Regions from separate parts of the Homo sapiens genome. Here region 2 is linked to region 1. Evidence: chromatin contacts called from ENCODE Hi-C or POLR2A ChIA-PET data. All regions are on one chromosome and are shown on one strand. The core of a region is the stretch at or near the end of the contact, and the rest is flanking DNA. Distances in the headings are between cores, read along the strand shown.

Region 1 (6,308 bases), core at 2,219-4,718:
ATCTGTATGTTTAATTTCCTTCTAAACAATATGAAGGCCTTAGAACACTTAATCTCTGATTACCCCTCCTGGATTCCATGCTATTGATGTGTCCAGTGTATTAGCTCTTGAATGTTTTTAACTTTTTATTTTGAAATATTTATGGATTCACAGGATGTTATTGAAGATATTATTCCACTTTCTTCTTGCTTCTATTGTTGCTATTGAAAAACCAACCTCAGTCTAGTGCCTTTTTAGTCTGTCTTTTCTCTCTGGCTCCTTTTAGGACCTTCTCTTTGCTTTTGGTGTTCTGCAGTTTCACTGTTAGGGCTACTGCGTTGCACACCTCCAGGGAACACACCATCTGTGTGGTGTCTCTGTGGATAGTGTCCTCTGGAGTTGTATAATCTGGTAAATAGAGATGTGGATTTCTTTTATGTATCCAGTTCATGATTCATCATGCTTTCTATGTATGGGGATTTGTATTTTTAATCAATTTTTGAAAATTTCTTGAATAATATACTGCTTTTTCTTTTTCTCCTTTTCCTTGTTTCTTTTTTTTTTTCTTTTTGAGACAGAGTTTCTCTCTTCTTGCCCAGGCTGGAGTGCAATGGCACGATCTCAGCTTACTGCAACCTCTGCTTCCCAGGTTCAAGCGATTTTCCTACCTCAGCCTCCCGAGTAGCTGGGATTACAGGTGCCTGTCCCCATGCCCAGCTAATTTTTGTATTATTAGTAGAGACAGAGTTTCACCATGTTGGCCAGGCTGGTCTTGTACTCCTGACCTCAGGTGATCACATGACTTGGCCTCCCAAAGTGCTGGGATTACAGGTGTGAGCCAGCGCACCCAGCCTGCTTTTCTTTAAAACAATATTTATATAAATTTATAGAGTACAAGTACAATTTTCTTAGATGCATAGTGGTCAAGTGAGAGGTTTTAAGGTGTCAGCTGAATAATGTACATCGCACCCCTTAAGTAATTTCTCATCACCAACCCCCTTCCATCTCCTCACCCTTCCAAGTCTACATTTTCTATCATTCCACTCTCTACATCCACGTGTACACCCTTTTTTAGCACCCACTTATGAGTGAGAACATGCAATATTTGTCATTCTGTGTCTGGCTTGTTTCACTTAAGGTAACCTCCACTTCCATCCACCTTGTTGCAAAAGATAGGATTTCATTCTTTTTTATGGTTGAATAGTATTCTATCTGTGTGTCTGTCTGTCTATCTATCTCACATTTCCTTTATGCAGTCATCTGTTGATGGACACTTGGGTTGATTTTGTATCTTTGCTATTGTGAATAAGTACTGAGATAAATATACAAGTGCAGGTATGTTTTTGATGTATTGATTTCTTTTCCTTTGGGAAAAGAAGTAGAGGGAATTGCTGCTTTTGCATTGTCCATACTATGTATATCTGGAACTTAGAATAGCCTTATGTTAGACATTTTATTTCATTTTCTGTTTCCTTCAACCATCTTTCACGTATCGTATGTCTTTTTCTGTCTTGGCTACATTCAGAGTTATTTCGGATTTATATTTCTATTAAAATATCTCTATTTCTTTTATTCTGTTATTTGACATGTGCATTGCACTTTTCATTTTTATCATGTTTTTATTTCTAGAAGTTTTTATTCTTTTTCAAATCTATTTGAACAGTTTTGGTAGTCTTTTGTTCTTTACTCATGTTTTTGTTTCACTATTTTAAACATGCAAACATACTTATTTATGTTCTGTATTTGATAATTTTAATATCTGAAATCTTTATGCTCATAGTGCTTGTGTCTTTTGGAATTTTTTATGTAGGTTTATTTTTCTTTGAACTCTATGGGAATTATCTGAGGCTTGGGTTAAGGGCTTGAGTTGGGTTGGAGTGAAGCTTTTCTTTCAGGTAGGAGTTGTGCGTGCTTCTACCAGGTTCCTGGGGCACAACTTAGCATAGGACTACTTTAAGTTAAATTTAGGCTTGAGGTTTCTGGGACCATGCAGGTTGTATTAATTTGGACCTTTATTTATCTGAAGACTGGCCTGTGTTTACTTACAAATTATTAAAAGAAACTTCATTTTTCTCCTCCCTCAGAACCAAGACCAAGACACCCTTTTTCTTGCCTATTCCCTTTGAAGAGCAGATTTATATTTAACTCAGCCTTTAATTTTAGCTATAGCCCTTCCTGGCTTTACATGGGAGCTTTGGTTCTAACTCACCACCTTGCAGAGGCCCAAGGCTTCTGTGGCTGTAGAAACACATGCTATAGGTTATCAGAGGCAGAAGATAGCTGCCCTTAGGGCAGCAGAGAGTTTCAGCCTTGGTTACTCCTTTGGATTCATTCTCATGTTTTTAGTTTGGCCTCTCAGGATTTTACTTACTCTCTTGCAAGCTCAACCATAAATTTAAAAGGATTAAAAAGTATTTTTTATCCAATATTTCTGTTAGAGTAGTTTAACATGTTTTTTCTGCCCTAATTGCTGACTAAACTTTTTTTTTGGTACATGTCAGAGGCAAGCCGTGACTATCTAGGTATGGAAAGCATTTCTTAGTGATTGATTTGTGGCCATTCACAATATTGCCTAGGATCTGAGTATGTGTATACACTCAGCCTGTATCATGTTGAAAATTACTGTCAATAGAACAGACTAAAGTGATCTACATGTATTAAAGAAAACTATATATTTTCAAATTTCCTAATGTCAATAATATCCTTTTGATAATTCATTTTAATAAAAATAGTACAAGGTAGTTTGCAAATGATCAAGGAATGTTGTAAAGAAATTGACTTTTCTTCTTCAGTGTGCTTTATCTAGTAACTTTTTTTTTCCAGTTTACCAAGTACTGGACAGAATCAAATGGGGTGGAATCTAAATCATTAACTCCAGCCTTATGCAGAACACCTGCAAATAAATTAAAGAACAAAGAAAATGTATATACTCCTAAGTCTGCTGTAAAGAATGAAGAGTACTTTATGTTTCCTGAGCCAAAGACTCCAGTTAATAAGAACCAGCATAAGAGAGAAATACTCACTACGCCAAATCGTTACACTACACCCTCAAAAGGTATTTGCTAAGTGAATTAAGCAGTAAGAAGTTTCATTTTTCTTACCATGTTAAGTAAACATATAGCAGGTCAGAAATGACTAGCATTGCTTTCAGGAATTTCTAGGAGAAGTGAAGCTGTTTTTTATCATGTCATTTGCATTAGTTAAAATGAAAGCATATTTGTCAATTTCAATTTATTCTCAAATGATACCAAGTTTTTCCTCTTTTTCACGTTTATAAAATTGAATCATAGCATCCTAGGATATCAAAGCTGAAAGGCAAGTTAGAGCTCATTTAATCCAACTCCCTTTTTCACAGCTAAGAAACCTGAGACTCAGAAGGAGTGAAGTGATTTGCCCAAGGTCATATACCCAGGTTTAGACCTTTCATGCCCATTTACCCCGACTTATGACTCAAGCTGACGCCTCCGCTGAGCCTTTACTTATCTGGATCTCCAGTTGTGGTGTCTGGTCCTGTTCTGCCCTATGGTATTACTGCCTGTCCTCAGCAGGCAGGGTGAATCCATGATGCCCTTCCAGATATCTGTCTTTGTCCAGTTATCACAACTTCCTCATTTCCCTTGGTTTCCTCTTCAATTTAGTCATGAGCAGTTATTTAAACCATTTCCTTTATGATACTTCACTGTTTTGGTTGCTGGCCTCATCTGGACACATTCTATTTGATCAGACTGCCTCTTAGAATACAGTGCCTAGAACTAAACTGAGTTTTCTAGACTAGGTCTCACTAGGGTAGAGTGGTAAGTGTCATGACAGTAGAGACTCTCTGCCTTGTTTATTGCAGCATGGCATGGTCTGTAGTAGGGGCCATACCTGTCTGGTACATAGTACACAGTACTAGACCTGATGCCTAGTACATAATAGGGGCCATATTTATGTAATGAATTAATAAATTAGAGCCCAAAGGAATTTTATTTACAGTGATCCTGTTTATGTCACTTTAAAAAATGTTACCTAAACTTTATTAGCCTTTTTCCCCCCACCAATTGTGACCTTCTCAAGTTTCAAGATTCTAACAAACCTAAACTCTGGAGCATTGCCATGTGAACTGCTGGGAAACCACATCCTGCCATTGTGCTTCTAGTGTACTAATGGAGCTCATAGCCAGTTTGAGGGGTTAACTTCTTGTCTATAAAGATATTACGGAAGACTTTGCCAGAATATTTGCTAGAAGTCCCATTTTTATGTTAACGTCATTTTCCATTTCATCAACTCAAATAACACTTTCCGCCAAAATGTGAGGCCAGTTTGGTGTCCTGATGATGTCTGTGTTTGTGTGTGTGTGTGTGTGTGTGTGTGTGTGTGTGTGTGTGTGTGTGTGTGTGTGATGGTGTGTGTGTGGGGGGGTGCGGTGGCGCTGCCTGTGGTTGTTATGAGAATTCAGTGAGATAGCCTCTACCCTGCAATGGTAGCTGCTATTGCATTCTTTCCCAATGAAAGGGTCTCTTTCTGTTCTGTTGTTTCTCTTACTGTAAATACAGTACCCTTTGTGACTCATGAGATTGGGCAGGGAGATAAAACGGACCTCAGCTCACCTTAGCTCATTCAACGATCTTTTTTTTCCCCTTTTTTTCTTTTTTTTTTAATTTCTTTGAGTTGGAGTCTTGCTCTGTTGCCCAGGCTGGAGTGCAGTGGTGCGATCTCGGCTCACTGCAACCTCTGCCTCCTGGGTTCAAGCGATTCTCCTGCCTCAGCCTCCCTAGTAGCTGGGATTACAGGCGCCTGCTACCACGCTCAGCTAATTTTCGTATTTTTAGTGAAGACAGGGCTTCACCATATTGGTCAGGCTGGTCTCAAACTCCTGACCTCAGGTGATCTGCCCTCTTCAGCCTCCCAAATTTCTGGGATTATAGGCGTGGGCCATTGTGCCCGGCCCAGGGCTTTTTTATTTAAAAAAAATTTTAATGCCATAATCCCTTCCATTATTGACATTTTTTACTTTTTGTGTAACTCTGAAGGTTTTGCAATATGGGTAGTTTGGAATTTATTTTATAATCTTGAAATATTATCAGTTGACATATGTTGTCATGACGAGAAAGATTGTGTTGGTCAAAGCTATTATTGGTTGTTTCTTTTTAAACACGAGCCACTTAAGGAAGCAAGTGGCTGAAGCCATGATTGTTAGCTTCCACTGGCACTTTGCATTTTTCTTTCTTTTCTTTTTTCTCTTCTCTCCTCTTCTCTTCTCTTTTCTTCTTTTTTTTGAGACAGAGTTTCACTCTTGTTGCCCAGGCTGGAGTGCAGTGGCATGATCTTGCCTCACTGCAACCTTCGCCTCCCAGGTTCAAGAGATTCTCCTGCCTCAGCCTCCTGAGTAGCTGGGATTACAGGTGCGCACCACCATGCCCGGTTAATTTTTTGTATTTTTAGTAGAGATGGGGTTTCAACATGTTGGGCAGGCTGCTCTCGAAACTCTTGACCTCAGGTGATCCACCTGCCTCGGCCTCCCAAAGTGCTGGGATTACGGGGGTGAGCCCACCATGCCCAGACCTGCATTTTACTTTCATTGTGAGTTATTTTTGACATAAACATAAATTTCATTTTCGTCACTCCTACACAATGCAGGCATTGGCAGTTTGTTGAAGGGCAGTTCTGTATGGTGATAGATACTGTCTGTATACAAAGATGAAAACTGTTTTTATAAATATTTCTGATTGCTCTTATTTTCTTGTTCTTGTGGAAAGTGAGAATGTAGCCAAATAGTCATAAACAAAACCAAGCCCCTAATCTCTTTTAAAATTTTGATATTATATCTTTGTTTTTATAGTGTGAATATTATCTCTAAAGGGTATAAAACTTTTAGATCATGAGCTAATCAGTATAACCAGATTCGTTAGTACAAATTTGTCATAAACTATCTGGAATGCAAATACCCTACTTAGAATAAAACACAAAATTCTGGAACAGGGAATATAAAAAATAATCAAAGCTTACATCTCTTTTTTTTTCCGAGATGAAGTCTTGCTCTGTCTCCCAGGCTGGAGTGCAATGGCGCGATCTCGGCTCACTGCAACATCTGCCTACTGGGTTCAAGGGATTCTTCTGCCTCAGCCTCCCAAGTGGCTGGGATTACAGGCGTGCGCCACCACGCCCAGCTAATTTTTTTGTATCTTTAGTAGAGATGGCATTTGACCATGTTGGCCAGGCTGGTCTCGAACTCCTGACCTCATGATCCGCCCTCCTCGGCCTCCCAAGGTGCTGGGATTACAGGCATGAGCCACTGTGCCTGGCCAAAGCTTACATCTCTTTAATAACTTATGTCAAGCTTTCACAGG
Region 2 (6,308 bases), core at 1,417-3,916, 66 kb after region 1:
GGGGCTCTGTCCCTGAGACCATCCTGCCCCCTGCTGGCCAGTTGCCAAATGCCAGCTTTGTTCCTGACTCCCACAGGGAGATTCCCCGGAAATTTGCTGGACTCCCAGCAAGTCAGTTGCCCACTGTGAAAGCAGGAGGCTACAAGAGTATGAGAAGTGAGCGCCAACATTGCTACAATTCATTTAGCTGCTGTTTCACTTCTGGAAATTACATTCTTTGGGCTGTGCTTCCAAATGTCTCATTTCATTCATTTGTTCAGCAAATGCTTCCAAGTTCCTCCTTTGTGTCTGGGCTATGTTAGGGGGCTGGAGACACAGTGTTTGCCTGCAAAAAATGCACAGGCTAGATAGGGCCAAAGAACTGGCCATAGGTTACTACCATACAGAGGACAGAGAGGGGCACAGAGAAAAGCCTTCAGATGTTTAATTATTAGGCTATTGCTGGGCTTTCAAACCCCTGATCCTCATCTGTCTAGATAAAGAGCATAAATAGATGTATACTGGGTTGAATAGCATCCCTCCCTAACACTTGTCCACCCAGAACCTGTGAATGCAATACAGGGTCTTTGCAGATGTAATCAAGTAAAGATGAGGTCATGCTAGTGGGCCCTAATCCAATGATGGGTGTCCTTATAAGACGAGGAGACAGAGACCCAGAGAGACATGCAGAGGGGAAGGCCATGTGAAGGCACTCATAAGTCCCAGAATGGCGGGGATTGCCAGGAACCACCAGCAATTAGAAGAGGCAAGGAAGGATTTCTCCCCTGGAGAGACCATGGCTAGCTGACACCTTAATTTTGGACTTTGGGCCTCCAGAGATACGGGACAATACATTGATGTTGTTCTAAGCCACCCAGTTTGTGGTAATTTGTTGCAGCAGCCCTTGGAAACTAATGCAACAAACTTCTTGAGGATGAAAGTTAGCAAACTGAGGAGTACTCGGAATCCAAGTGAGTGAGTGTGTGTGTGTGTGTGTGTGTGTGTCAGGGTGGGAGGAGCTGGAAGTTTCAAGTTACAGCTTCATCTTGGCTGACTGGCTGTGTGTCCTTGGGTAAGTCCCTTCCTTCCCCTCTCTGGGCATTGGTTTCTTGGCCTATATAGGAAGACATTAGACTAGCCCAGTAGCCTTTGCAATTCATTCTGCTGCTGTTTCATTTCCGAAAACTGCATTCTTTGGGACCATGACAAAACCTTTTTTTGTCCTTTTTTAAAGAATCTGGACCCTTTTTTTTTCTCAAACAAAAGTAAACATATTGCCCCGCATATAAATGAGCACAGCTAAGCTGTGCCAGGCACAGGGTTCTGGGGCTGGTGAAGTACTTTTGGGATTTCCTGACCCTTCTCCAAGAACACCAAGGTTGTGCTGGATCCTGTACTGGCCCCTCTGGCATTCAGAAGGTGACATATGATGTCAAATAACTGTGGGTAATCCCAGAGTGAGTCCCTTTCTTCATGATTTAACAGGAAGGTTTATTTAGTCCTTGGGGTTTATGAGTTTGGGATCACAGAGCTTTTATGTGGACTCAGGAAGGGTGAGTGTATCAGTTTCCTGTGGCTGCTGTAACAAATGGCCACAGAGCTGGTGGCTTCAAACAACCGAAATTTATTCTCTTGTAGTTCTGGAGGCCAGAAGCCTCAAATCAGTCTCACCGGGTGGAAACGGAGGTGCTGGTGGAGCCATGCTCTCTCCACAGGCTCTAAGGGAGATTCCTTTCCTCGTGGCTTCCAGAACCTGGCGACTGCCTGTGTTCCTGGCTTGGGGCCACATCTCTCCAATCTCTGCTTCTGTGGCCACACTACCATTTCCTCTGCCTGTGTTACATCTCCCCCTACCTCTGTCTTATGAGGACACTTGTGACTGTATTTATCCCCTGCCCCCAGATAATCGAGGATCATCTATCTCATTTTCAATTTATCCACATCTGCAGAGTCTATTTTGCTGTATAAGGTAAGTGCACAGTCTAATCTGGGAATTAGACCCTGATACTGGGGCCATCATTCAGTGCACTGTAGAAGGTGATATATCCATGATGAAGCCCATGGCAGAGACCAACTCTGTCAGTCTCCTCTCTTATTCTCATTACTCCCACCCTCCCTCTCTGCCCAGGAAAGAAGCTATAGAAGGCATTTGGAACCCTTTTTTGGGTAAGGGGCGGAGGCGGGGAGGGAGGAGGCTGTGGCATTGTTTGCCGGCCAACCTCCTGGGCAGCTCCTGCTGAGCTGAGGACACAGGAAGGCAGAGCCATTCCCATGGAGAAATAGAACAAGGCCCAACCTGGCAGCCATGTCTGGAGGCAGCCCTTTGTCAAAAGTTCATCTGACCAGGGAGAGAAATTGCATACTCAGAGTTAGATCTTGTGCAAGGAGCTTCCCCATGCCATGTAATCCTCTCAAGAACCCTCTGAGACAGAGGTTATTAGGACCACTTTACAGATGAGAAAACAGGCTCTGGGAAGGAAAGTGACTTTCCAAGCTACATAGTGTTAAAAGAAAAACTTCAGCTGAATTAAATGTAAAGGAATTTAATTGAGCAATGAACGATTCGAGAATCGTGCAGCTCCCAGAATCACAGCAGATTTGGAGAGACTCCAGGGATGCCTCCTGGTCAGAACAAATTTATAGACAACAAAAGGGAAGTGACGTACAGAAATCGAAAGTGAGGTACAGAAACAGTTGATTGCTCACAGTTTGGCGTTTGCCTTATTTGAACACAGTTTAAACACTTAGTGGTCTATGAGTGGTTGAAGTATGCCGCTGGGATTGGACAAAACTCAGCTGTTGTTACAGGCACATACTCCTAAGTTAGGTTTTCAATCTTGTCAGCCTGTTAAGCTAGGTTACAGTTTGTCCACAAGGACTCAGATATAGAAGTATGGAGTTCTGGCTGGGTGCGGTGGCTCACATCTGCAATCCCAGCACTTTGGGAGGCTGAGGTGGGTAGACCACTTGAGGTCAGGAGTTCGAGACCAGCCTGGCTAATATGGTGAAATCCTGTTGCTTCCAAAAATGTAAAAAATTAGCCAGGCGTGATGGTGCGTGCCTGTAATCCCAGCTACTCAGGAGGCTGAGGCAGGAGAATCGCTTGAACCCGGGAGGCGGAGGTTGCAGTGAGCTGAGATTGTGCCACTGCCCTCCAGCCTGGGTGATAGAGTGAGACTCCATGTCAAAAAAAAAAAAAAAAAAAAAAAAAGAAGGACGGAATTCTTCTCAGGCCATATTTAGTTTGCTTTAACAATAGCTAGTGAATGGTGGTGCTGGAGACCAAAGCCAGCACTGCCTGCAGGTTTCAGAATCTGTTTGGATCTGGGTTTCTGCTGCTCTGAGCTAAGCAGCATGCTGTGAGCATGGGGTCAGAGCACTGGACTCGGGTCTAGGAGTAGATCCTTCCCTTCTCAGTGGTTCTACTGTGGGCAGGTTATTCCAGTTCTCAGAGCCTCTGTTTCCTTGTCTGTAGAGCGGGCTGAGAATCCTTGACCTAAGCCCTGGGTTAAGAAGTTCCAGGGAACACATATTCAGGAAAGCCTTTGTACACCCACTGCCCACAGAGGAGGGGTTGATTGTAGTTCAGGTTTTCCTGGACCAGCAAGCTGTGGGTGGTCTTCCAGGAGGAACGGTGCTGAGAACAGGGGTTGTGGGTCTGGCCCCGACAAGGTTAACAGACCCCTCCAAAGGTACCTGGCAGGCAGGGAGGTGCCTCCAAAGCAGTCTAGCTCTAGGGGACGGCCATTCAGGGTAATTCAACAGACATTCATTCACTGGGTAGCCATTCTGGGACAAGCTCTGACTGGGTGATGATGACAAGACGTGGTGGTCTCCACTTTCAGTGACCTCTTCAAGAGAGATGGGCATGTACATAGTTGTAAGAGAAAACAGTGCAGGATCAGGCCCGGCGGAGTCATAAATAAGTACATGGGACACAGAACAGAGGCAGGGCCCGTGGGTGGGCAGTGACATTATGATCCACTATGTGGTCCGGTTTCTTCAGCTCCTCTGATTTGTTCATCACTCTCATCCTGGGGACAGAGAAAGAATAGTTATTATTGCCATAAATAACTTATTGCTTTAAAATTAAAAATGTAATGGCTACCACAGAGCATGTAGAAGATGCATATAAGCAAAAAGAAGATAAAAGGCATTTACAATCCCATTGCTCAGTTATCAATCTCATTACTCCATTGTCAATACTTTGGAGTATTTCTTTCAACTAATTTTTTTCCACAGATTTTACTCTGCACACTATTTTGTAGCCTTCTTTTTAGAAAACCTAACAACAAATAATTTTGTGTTACTAATGGTTTTGTGAACCTATGTGTTTAACTGGATATACAATATTCCATCAAATGGTTGTATCATACTTTAACCAGCCCCTAATGATCAGATATTTGGTTTGTTTCCTTTTTTTTTCACTATTGTAAGCAGAATCTGGAATAAAATTCCTGAAATTTTTACATCTTTAATTATTTCCTCCAGACAAATTCCATATATATATATATAAAATTTGAGACAGGGTTTTGTCGGGGCAAGGTGGCTGATGCCTGTAATCATAGCTCTTTGGGAGGCTGAGGCTAGGAGTTCAAGACCAACCTGGCCAACATGATGAAACCCCATCTCTACTAAAAATGCAAAAAATAAAAAATTAGCTTGGTGCCATGGCACTCGCCTGTAGTCCCAGCTACTCGGAAAGCTGAGGCATGAGAATCACTTGAACCCAGGAGGTGGAGGTTGCAGTGAGCCGAGATCGAGCCACTGTACTCCAGCCTGGGTGACAGAGTGAGACCCTGTCTCAAATATATATATTTGAGACAAGGTCTTTGTCACCCAGGCTGGAGTGCAGTGACATGATCATGGCCCACTGCAGCCTCACCTCCTGGGGGCAAATGATCCCCCCGTCTCAGCTCCCGAGTAGCTGGAATCACAGGAGTGCACTACCACACCCGATTGATTTTTTTGGATTTTTAGTAGAGACAAAGATGAGGTCCCGCTTTGTTGCCCAGGTTGATCTTGAACTCCTGGGTTCAAGCAATCCTCCTGCCTCAGCCTACCAAAGTGCTGGCATTACAGGAAATCCTCTAAACAAGTACCTATGTTTGGAGTTGCAGTGTCAAAGGCCAAGCTCGTTTTAAAGGCCAAATCTGCCCTGCACAAAAGTTGTCCTGATTTATATTTTCAGGGTTTGAGAGTGCCAATATCTCCCCACATTCACCAATGCTGGCTTATTATTACCTTTTAATCTTTGTCAATTTGATTATCAAAAAATGGTTTCTAACAGGTTTAATCTGTATTTCTAAGATTATTGGGGATTTTGAACAGTTTTTTCTATGTTTAAGGCCATACGTATGTGTATATTTCTCCATTCTCCCATCGGTGGGTTTGTGTTTCCCTGATAGATTTGTAGGACTCTGATGCACTAGGATGGAGGACGATGCCCCCCTCCCACTTTATTGCTGAGGAGGCTGAGGTTTGATGAGGGTAAATGACTTGCCCAAGGTCGCTTGGGCCAATAAGTACTAGATGGAGATCTCAGCCCTGGGCTTTGGAGTCACTCTCTAGTACTTTGTCCACTGCGTCACACTGATAGATGACCCTCTCCTATGGTTCTGGGGGAAAAAAATCAAGCCTGCCTTGTTTCAATTTAGTCTGGATTCTTAAAATAATCTATCCTGTAACATACAGTAGTGTTAGCAGAGAAAATATGTTCTGCCACTTATTGCTAAAGGAGCTGGAGATCCGCGGTGGGCTGTGACCCTTTAAGAGCGTGCCCTCCATGCTGATAAATCAGGCCCTGGCAGGCTGCGTGGAAGATTACTGCTGACGGGTGTGGAGACAGTTAGTGCGATTATTAACAGGACACTGTGGCAGGGGATGAGCTGGCTCTGTGTGCACGTGAGCACCTGGACCCCCAACCCAGGGGCCGGACTCTGAGAGCAGCCTGGACTGGAGGACTGTTCGCCAGCCCAGCCCAACCCCAGGGATGGCTCTGCAGTGCCCATCCATCCACCCGACTCTGTTGGTCTCATGGCCACTTGCAGTGCTGGGAGGGTAGAAAGAGCTGGATCCTGCATCTGGTGCTACATGAGTTTACATTTGTCCATAAGCACCTCCCTGTTCCCCTCTGCCTCAGTTTCCCCACCTGTTTAGCCAAAAGGTTGGACACAATAGTCTCTAAGGGTTCTTCCGAGTCCAAGTCTGCCTGCCTTCCCCATCTGTCCACCCTGGCCGTTCTTGCCTCTTGGCTGCCTGAACACCTGAGCAGACACCCACAGAATGTGCTGTTTGGTGGGACCTTACCATCTTTTCACCCATTCTCA

What was found. A loop is a pair of places that touch in the nucleus more often than their neighbours do. ChIA-PET counts read pairs that join two places held with the same protein, here RNA polymerase II (POLR2A). Pooled maps may share reads with other maps.
Region 2: a loop to region 1 is called in a map of endothelial cell of umbilical vein, with 2.6 times the contacts of the local background. The contact joins two enhancer-like sites. A Hi-C loop is called at or near these places in 1 of 168 maps with a recorded cell type or tissue (endothelial cell of umbilical vein), 4 of 37 single-sample maps with no recorded cell type and 5 of 50 pooled maps. POLR2A ChIA-PET finds 5 or more read pairs at or near these places in 4 of 52 experiments (HEK293, OCI-LY7, activated CD4-positive, alpha-beta T cell and 1 more).

Annotation. Positions count from the first base shown.
Region 1 is chr9:36,662,548-36,668,855 of GRCh38, forward strand. It overlaps MELK (maternal embryonic leucine zipper kinase), which reads left to right. Exons shown (of 18, transcript NM_014791.4): 14 at 2,803-3,034. Among named protein-coding and RNA genes, the nearest start is that of MELK, 93 kb to the left of the region's middle. RefSeq lists an enhancer at 3,517-3,616. Within about 2 kb of position 3,469, at least 3 of the 41 ENCODE cell types and tissues checked have a DNase peak (open chromatin) inside an H3K27ac peak, as active enhancers do; they include OCI-LY7, where a contact is called at or near this core.
Region 2 is chr9:36,729,070-36,735,377 of GRCh38, forward strand. No RefSeq gene overlaps it. Among named protein-coding and RNA genes, the nearest start is that of MIR4475, 91 kb to the right of the region's middle. Within about 2 kb of position 2,667, at least 3 of the 41 ENCODE cell types and tissues checked have a DNase peak (open chromatin) inside an H3K27ac peak, as active enhancers do; they include OCI-LY7, where a contact is called at or near this core.